Linked DNA regions of Homo sapiens: region 1 is linked to region 2. Evidence: read pairs that join two places in POLR2A ChIA-PET (ENCODE). Cell type or tissue: IMR-90. All regions are shown on one strand. Each heading gives the region's core, and the rest is flanking DNA. Links, peaks and the distances in the headings are about the cores only. Region 1 overlaps LOC105369844 (a long non-coding RNA gene). Region 2 overlaps LOC105369844 (a long non-coding RNA gene).

Region 1 (4,399 bases), core at 220-4,219, 240 kb before region 2:
TCTCCTGTCTCAGCCTCCCCAGTAGCTGAGATTACAGGAAAAAATAGTTTTATAAGATTTTTTTTGGAGGTAGCTTCATGATTTAACATCATAAAGTGCCATGGTAAAAAAAAAAAATTGCAGATTTAGTAATGAGCAGAGAAACAGCCTCTTGAGTGATGCTCTAATTCACGACATGCCACTGACAATTCACTGAGCTGTGTATGCATATCTTTTCATTTCTGCACCGAAGTTATGCTCAGGAGTCTAAAAGCTGTTTTAAAATGCCAGGCTTCGAGGTGCTGTTCTCCTAAGACATGGCAGACCTATAATTTCTTCACATATTTACATAAATGGCTCCTGTGAATGGGGGAAGTCTTTATGTGGCTAACATTATAAACTTCTATTATGAAACAACTCATTACCCATTATCAGCCCCTGTCACCCAGTCTATGTATAGAGAAGGAGAGGAGAGAGAAATGTCATTAAACAAAAATGAAATTGCTGAAAAAAATGGAGCAGGAGACATTTGCCTAACTCTATAAATCAAAGGTAGTGGAGTATAACTTTATCTCATTCATATTAGGTCATTAAGCCAGAAAAAGCTGAGGAGCGGTAAGAACCTTGGTACTTAAAATGCTATAACCATTTAGTGCTCTCTCTCTCTCTCTCTCGGAGCAGGCTTTGTGATTTCTCTCCCTCCCTCCCTCCATCTTTCTCTGTCTTCCTCTGTCCCTCATGTGAAAACTCTGTTATTCAAAGGACAAAAGGAAATCTGTTTGAGAAGAAAAATTATTTTTCTTTCTAATCCATTATTCTTTTACAGTTGCAAAAGCTATCATATGATCCTTGTATTACACAGTAGCAATGAGTAGTAATAAGCACTCTAACAGAGCCTGGGCAACATGGCGAAACTCTGTCTCTACCAAAAACACAAAAATTAGCTGGGTACGGTGGCACGTGCCCGTGGTCCGAGCTATGTGGGAGACTGAAGTGGGAGGACAGCTTGAGCCCGGGAGGTAGAGGCTGCAGTGAGCTGTGATTGTGCCACTGCACTCCAGCCTGGGCAACAGAGTGAGATCCTGTCTCAAACAAAACAAAATACAACAAAACCAACACTCTAATAGATATCTCATCAAGCAGTTTCTTTGATTATAAGTATCTTCTAGACTGGATAATTAGATTTTCTTTATTGAGAAGCTATTTCTATCCATCGCTGTACATCAAGGTGTATAAAAATGAATTGATTTGAACTGTGTTTGTAAACTGAGTTTATTTTAGGATTCTGAGAAATTAGATTTGAGAGGACGGCTTGCAGAACTCTTTCATCGAAGGACAAGGAATCTTGGAAAAAAGCACATTGTAAGAGGAGAGGCTGGGTCCATAAGGTGACCTCTAGGAAAATGGGCTAGAGCACCAGGGTGGAAATGATTTTCAGACAAGACGGTACTTGATTCTCAGGTTATCATTTTCCCAGCACCCATGGACTCACTTCCTGAGAGCAGCCTCCTCGAGTCCACAACTTAAACGGTGCTTTCTCTATTATTCTTCCACATAGCATCTGCAGTCTTCCTTCCTAGTAAAATACACATTTGTTGGTGTGTTTACAAGCTAATGGTTGTTTCTTCTACTTGACTATAGGCTCTGTTAAGTTCAGCCTAACGCTGTCTCCTTACATATTTTAGGTTCAACCTAAGGGTTTCTTTGTATGCCATGAACTATAACAAGTGGAGGTGTATACAGACTGTAGCCTGCACTTGTGCCAATCACTGAGCTTTGGCCAATCAAACGTAGCCAACTGTTCAAACCGTGTTCAAATAAGGCAAATGCCAAGCTGTAACCAATCCAGCTATTTCTGTACCTCAATTCTGTTCTCTATATGCCACTTTCCATTTTTTGTCCATAAATCTTCTTCCACACATGGCTGCGCTGGAGTCCCTGAGCCTACTCTGGCTGGGAAGGCCATCCAATTCGCGAATCGTTCATTGCTCAATTAAATCCCTTTCAATTTAATTCAGCTGAAGTTTTTATTTTATCAGTTCCAAGAGGCCAGGCACCATGTCTGTCTTGCTGTCTACTTTTTTCCTAATACCTCATTCATTTATCTGTTGACCAAATGAGCAGATGAATGCGTAAGTTCTAGGGAAAGGGAAGCTTCAATAAAAAGAATAAAGGACAAAAAATCAGGTACACTAAGAGCGAAAAAACAACTCTGTTAGTTTCAATGACATTAATAAAAGTAGGACATGGCACTTAGTGCAGATATATATACACTAGCCCCCACTGATTTCAGTTTAGCTTTTGGTGCTTTCTATTATTCATGGTCAAAACAGTCTAAAAATAATAAATGGAAAAATTCCAAAAATAAGCAACTCATAAATTTTAAACTGTGTGCTATTCTCCATCTTGCTTGGGATGTGAATCATCTTTTTTTCCAGCGTTTTCATGCTATACATGCCACCAGCCTATGAGTCACTTAGTAGCCATCTCAGTTATTAGATCAACCATTGTACTATCACACTGCTCGTGTTCAAGCAACCCTTATTTTATCTAATAATGGCCCCAAAGTGCAAGAGTTGTGATGCTAGCAATTCAGATATGCCAACGAGAAGCTGTAAAGCGCTTCCTTTAAGTGGAAAGGTGAAAGTTCTCAACTTAAGGAAAGAAACAAAATCAAATGCAGAGGTTGCTAAGATCTACAATAAGAACAAATCTTCTATCCAGGAAATTGTAAAGAAGGAAAAAGAAATTTGTACTAGTTTTGCTGATGTACCTCAAACTGCAAAAATTTATCACAGTGTATGATGAGTGCTTAGTTAAGATGCAAAAGGCATTAAATTTGTAGGTGGAAGCCATGAACACAAATGTGTTCCAATGGATGGCAGTTGGGTTCTGTCCTATCCAAGGTTTCAGGCATCCACTGGGGGGTCTTGGAATGTATCCTCTGCAGATAAGGGGTGACCACTATATCTTGGGCACTAAGCATCAGGAACATTTTCCCAGACATCAGATGCCACCACCAGCAGCAAAGATCCTGTTGCTGGAAAAGGGAAGGGGAGGAAGATATAGCCACACTTGGGCTGTTAATAGGAATAGGATAAAGCAATGAAGGAGACAGAGGAAAATAGCAGAGAAGATTGTTTTTAGAGTTCATATGAGATGTCCCAGGAAACTCTCAGAATCATTTGAAAAATTTTTGAGAAAAGCTAAAATTTAACACTTATAAATTTATTTTGAGATTTTACAATCAGCCTTAAAAACATTAACTAACTTATTGCTAAGAGAGAAAGGCAGCTTATAGATGAGCACATATACATTAATGCCTCCATGTGTATGTTCATGTTGGAAAGGACGTAAGTTTTTTTTCTTGTTTCCTTGAAAGAAAGGCTTCAGGACAGAAATTCCTTACAAATACTTATAGTATTAATAGTTATTTTTGAGAAGTGAGATTATAAGTGATTTTAAGATACATGTATATCTTTGTTTGTCTGTATTTTCTATTTTCCCTTCATTGCACAAGAAATCCTTGTAAACATTTCAAGAGTTTTAAAGATGTGCTTTCTTTTGAAAACTGATAAGAAAGGAAAAACAAATCATGCTTACTTCAGTGGGTTTACTTGAGGAATGGAGAAGAAAAAGTAGAAGACCACAGAATCACTTATAAAAGCAGGGATGTGATGGCCAAGCAAGACAACACCACAGCATAGTTCCTGCTTGCTGTGTTCTTTCCTGCAGGTGAGCAGTTCCACTCTAAGCTCGTCTATGAGATGTGAGGCCAGTCTAGATTTGGGTTTTTGGCTCTTGGTGTGGTCTCTGCTCCACTGCACAGAGACAATAAATAGAAATATCAACAATTCAGTGTGGAGCCATTGCCCCCATTTTTGCATTTTCTCTTTCCCTATAAGACCTTTCTATCATTGACTCCATTGAGGGCAATTTTGAGAGATATTGGGATCCCTGGCTTAGAACCTTTGACAGTGTGCCCTGATAGACTCTCTTTGGTCAGAATTTTTTTGCGAGTTTCATAGAATCGTCTCATTTATATGCACTTAAACACCTAAAAACATTCAAGAGAAAAATAATAATAATAATTTAAAAACCACACCAAAACACCTCAAATATTGTTGCATGTCGCCATTCACCCTCGTCCTGATACTATTTTGTCAGATTTGTCTGCCTTGGTTGCTGCCTTCCTCTCTCATGTCTCCTATTTAGGCAGAAAAAAAAGGGTTTCTGGGGAAATAAAAGTAAATATGGTAAATGGAAAATGGAATTGGATAATGAATGATAATATGTAGCCTTCTAACTAGGTCAGGTGAGAACGGTTCCTTTAAAACACCATCTTCCCCTGGGCAATGTGGGACCTGCAGGCACCTCTTTGCCTTTGCTTACAGCAGCCCTTCTGCCAGTAATGTGCTTC
Region 2 (4,399 bases), core at 164-4,163:
ATTTTGCAAACACCATATAAAACCAAATTTGAAGCCCTCAGTCCATCATCCTAATATTGGTACAGAAGACAATGAACTGATGTGACACTCATCTTCGTACCTAATAAAAGCCTGCCAGTTCTGCGCCTTCCCCAATGTTTCCAGCAGTCCCTCCTTTTATTCTTTGTTCACCACTGGGTATGCAGTCAGCATGTAATAAATAATAAAAACAACTTTTCTCTTTAGTGCTTGTTTCTTCTGCTTTCTAAATTCTTTCAGTTCTCTTAGACATAGTAGTTCCACATTCTTCAAATAGCACACTAAAGACTCAAACAAACCATCCCCTTCCCTGAGCATCTTAACATTCATAATCATAGCACTTAGCATTTAAATATATGCCTTTGACCCTGAGTAGTCTCATGTCACATGGTGGAGGTTATAAGCTTCTTTGTCAAGGGCTTATATGTGTCATTAATATGCCACCCTCAACCCCCATGTGCACCTAGCACAACCTTAAGTATGCAGTATAACACATACTTGTCAACTGATTGATCCTAACATACTAAAAAGTTCACTGCTATTTATGTTGATAACTTTTCTAAATCTTCTACAAATAACATTTGAAGAAGTAAGTTTCCAATGCCTAGTGAAAGAAAGCTGGCCTGGTAAATGATGTGTTACAGGGGAGGTGTTCTTGGTCTCTTTGCTGACCCAGAACTAACTTATCTCTTTACAGTCACTGGACAGGCACCAGCCTCCAAAGGAGCACAGGACTGATATCCTGTACCAAGGATGTAGATAGCACTGGATGCACTTACGAGCATGTGGTCTGGAATCAGGCAGAATGGGTTCGAAGCCTAGCTTTTCCACTTCCCAGCCATGGGACCTTAGGCATTTTACTTCTTTAAACCTTAGCTTCGGTGTCTTCAAAATGGGGATATTAATCTGCTGTACTTAGCTCATAATGTTGTGGAGAGGATTAAATGAGGCATGCAAAGTGTGTGACACAGGTACCGAGAGAGCTACAGAAGTGTTAGTGGTTATTCTCCAGGTGATGATACCAGTCACCCTCTGCGTACAGTCAGCCCCATGTGGGAGATGAAGAAAAGGGAGGTGTTAGTCCCTGGTTGTTTGTTCTTTTTCCCTGGCAGGTAAACGGGATTTCTTTTGCTTATTTTTTATTTCCCTCTGGCATATCTGAAAAGGAACAACCATACACAAATAAAACATGAAAATTCAACTCACAGGATGAAACCAGTTCTTGCCAGTTCCTGGGGCATTTTTTCACCTGCTGCTGATTTCTCTCTTCCTCAACTAAATTCATTTTAAGATAAATTCTATATTTTTCTTCTCTCTTTTAAAAAAATTACCATAAAATTTGGGAGAAATGCTCCAGTTTTATTCCTTTAGACTACTCTCCATAAACTTTTTAATTCAGCTAGTATATGTGTATTCAGTGTATTCAGTCAGATGAGTTAACCTTTTTAGACTATGAAAAGGTTCCAGCATTATCATCTCTGGGGGCATTCAGACATGAAAGTTATTTAGCACAATGTGCTATGCAAATCTAACAAGGGATAACAGCTTGAACTCCTGGAGCACTCAATTAACTGTAGCATCTGTTAAAAATGAAAAAAGACATCACAAAATTGAAGGTAACACCCCTATCTCCTAGGGAAAAAAAAAATGAGAGTTGCTCAACCTTTAGAGATTTATGTTGGGGTGTAACTTATAGCTCATGGGTTAAGAGTGACTTGTGTGGCCCCTTGGATAAGGAATTTAATCTCTGGGCTAACCACTCAGTTTCTTTGTCATTTGAGAGGAAAGAAAGAGAAAAGTCAATGGACCCTTGGAGAATAAAGATAGAAGATTAGACACCAAATGAAAAACTATGACCTTGTATTCAGCCCTCATCTCACGACTTTGAATCTTACCCCAAAATCACCTTTTGAATAACAGGGAAGGTAACTGGAGAGAGAGATAATATGAAAAGGACTGAGAAATGCTAACAAGGGTACATAATTTTCATCACTCCCAAATGACAAGCTCATGTGCCAGGACATGGGCTTTAATTCTACTTATACAAAAGCCTGAGTTCCAATACTTAATATCTTCCGATAATTACTTGGCCAGTAATCCACATCAAATCCCCACACTCCAATGATTCATTTTGAAAAGCTCCTAAACAAGCACCAACTCGGCAATCTTCCACCCTGATTCTCTTGGATGGCGAAAAGAAAATACTTCAGAGTTGCTCACCACTGGGCGGCACTTGGAGTGAGGTCATGTTTGGAAACAGGAGACGAACCAATAGCAAAGATTAATGGGGCTTTGGAAAAGCAAGTTTAAACAATATGTTCATGAATCGGGGGTAAATGTAAACCAATCAAAAAGGGAAAATATGTATCCATCTTTTACGCTTATATTTTTGGCCACCCTGTCGAACAGCTGCATCTTGCTGCCTTATTGGCTATCCCAGGCCAAGGATAGTTTACAAGCTGAAGTCACAGGCTCAGCTGGGGAACTGAGTTGCGGCGGGGGTGGGGGGGGGAATTAGGTCAAGGAGGATTCAGTGCTAAAGGAGGACTGTGATTTGCAATGGTTTTTTAAAATCCCATAACTGCTCTCTTACTAAACAGGTTTTTAGTGGTGTCATAACTGACATGGCCATTTTCCTAAGTTATTGCCTCATTGGAATTTCAGTAAATAGTGCTAGTCTTCCCCATGATCATGGCAAGAGAAAGGTAGGTAGAAAAAGACAAGCATCTCCAGAAGTGATAAGCAACCCAAATCTTATGATACAAGTGATTCATCCTAAGAGCCAGAGTCAAGATAAATGCTAAGAAAGCTGATCTGTGTTGCCACTTCTCACATACATCCGCAGACTAACATTCGAGGTTGAAAATCAACATAAATGTTCTTACTCACCTTCTTCTATTCAACAAGGCAGATATTTCAATTGCCTATAATTCCCCACTATGGAACTCATTACAACTAGTGCCATTTTGAATAAAGGAAAAGTTAATCTGTAAATTTTTTTATTTTTGATACAGGGAAAGTATGGTAATTTGTAATGTTTTATAGGGTTTCGTGCCTTGTATACTTAAAGAGGAAAAATCACAAAAAGCCCTATCTATTGTATGCTTAGTGTCTAGAAGAACTTTTGTCAAATCTCCAAGTCAGTATAAAAATAATTTTTTTTACCTTAACAACTGATAGTCTAAGACCAAGTCCAAAGCTGTGGGAAAGGACACAGAGGCAGATCATTTCTCCTAGTCCAAGCCATGTGTAAATAAAGGAGGCAATCACATTTGGGGAATCAATCAGGGTGCAACTTGATCTGCAATCTCATAACTGCCCCATAAGGCTGCATTATCAGTCACCAGAGAGTGGTCTATTCTCTGTTAAAGACAGATGCTAGAGAAGAAGCAAGACCCCATTGCAATCCACACTCCATGTCACAGACTGGAAAGATGGACACAAAGCAGGGATCAAAACCCAGCCAGATCATCTGAAGATATCCAAAGAGATTCCTACTGGACATCAACCTCTAGATCATAAGAGAGAAACCCCAGGTGTCCTGATGACCCAGGTAGAAAGGAAGGTGACCCTTTCACATTCTTGCGTAGAACAGAGTAACTTATTGTAGGGGTCTACGAGGCAAGCGTGTCATGAAATTCCACATCCCTCTGTCTAGCACTCTGCATTTCTAGGCACCTAGCTCCACCTAGGCCTAGGAGACACACTGAGAAACTTGTAAGGACACATTTGAGACTTCTAGGATTGGCTGCCATTGGGCAAACATCCCACGTAGATGTCTCTGGGACTGGAGGAAATGACTGGCTCAAGTCCAATCCAAGTTATGGCTCCAGCCAAAGATTCTGGGGTGAGAGATGGGCTGGAATGCCAGGGCAAACAGGAATACTTAGAAGGGAATGAGACAGAAAGCTGAATGTATCTGTCATGTCTGGCAGCATGACATGGAGTATGGCAGGCATGTGTAAGGAGCAGACTGAGGAAGGAGCAAGGGTGGAGCAGACACGAAGATGAGAGCAAGGCTGTCTCTAGGCTTTCTCTGATAAATCTGCAGCAGCAAGAGCCTATAAGTGTCAGGGCTAGTTCACGACCACAATCCAGATGGGCTCTGAAACAGGTTTGAGCTGGGGTGGTTAGTAAAGGGCAGTAAATTCAGCTGGAAATACAAAGAAAATGGAACAAATGTCCTCTTTTATTTTAAATCTAATGACATAAAGTTCAAAGACAAATTTATAAAATTGATCATTTATTTAGCACACTCCATACACCAGATATTCTGCTAAGCTCACAACTTCATTCGATTATCCAACCGTCTCACCAGACAGATATGAAGACATTTTACAGAGAAGATGCTTATAGGGAGAAGCTCAAAGAGGTTAAGTAA

Evidence for each region. Peaks named below come from ENCODE experiments on the same cell type or tissue, not always from the same donor. Only the 100,000 strongest peaks of a DNase experiment are listed, where the experiment ranks them.
Region 1: POLR2A ChIA-PET joins it to region 2 with 5 read pairs; 2 of 35 experiments call an interaction of 5 or more read pairs at or near these places.

The regions. Positions count from the first base shown.
Region 1 is chr12:75,583,099-75,587,497 of GRCh38, forward strand. The region is part of intron 9 of LOC105369844 (a long non-coding RNA gene); the gene reads right to left. Among named protein-coding and RNA genes, the nearest start is that of KRR1, 74 kb to the left of the region's middle. In IMR-90, for the core only: no CTCF peak of the experiment used is centred there; a DNase peak (open chromatin) is centred at 2,423; H3K27ac peaks cover 1,508 bases.
Region 2 is chr12:75,818,708-75,823,106 of GRCh38, forward strand. All of the region lies in intron 1 of LOC105369844 (a long non-coding RNA gene), which reads right to left. Among named protein-coding and RNA genes, the nearest start is that of PHLDA1-AS1, 210 kb to the right of the region's middle. In IMR-90, for the core only: a CTCF peak has its summit at 2,254; a DNase peak (open chromatin) is centred at 2,364; H3K4me3 peaks cover 324 bases; H3K27ac peaks cover 3,383 bases.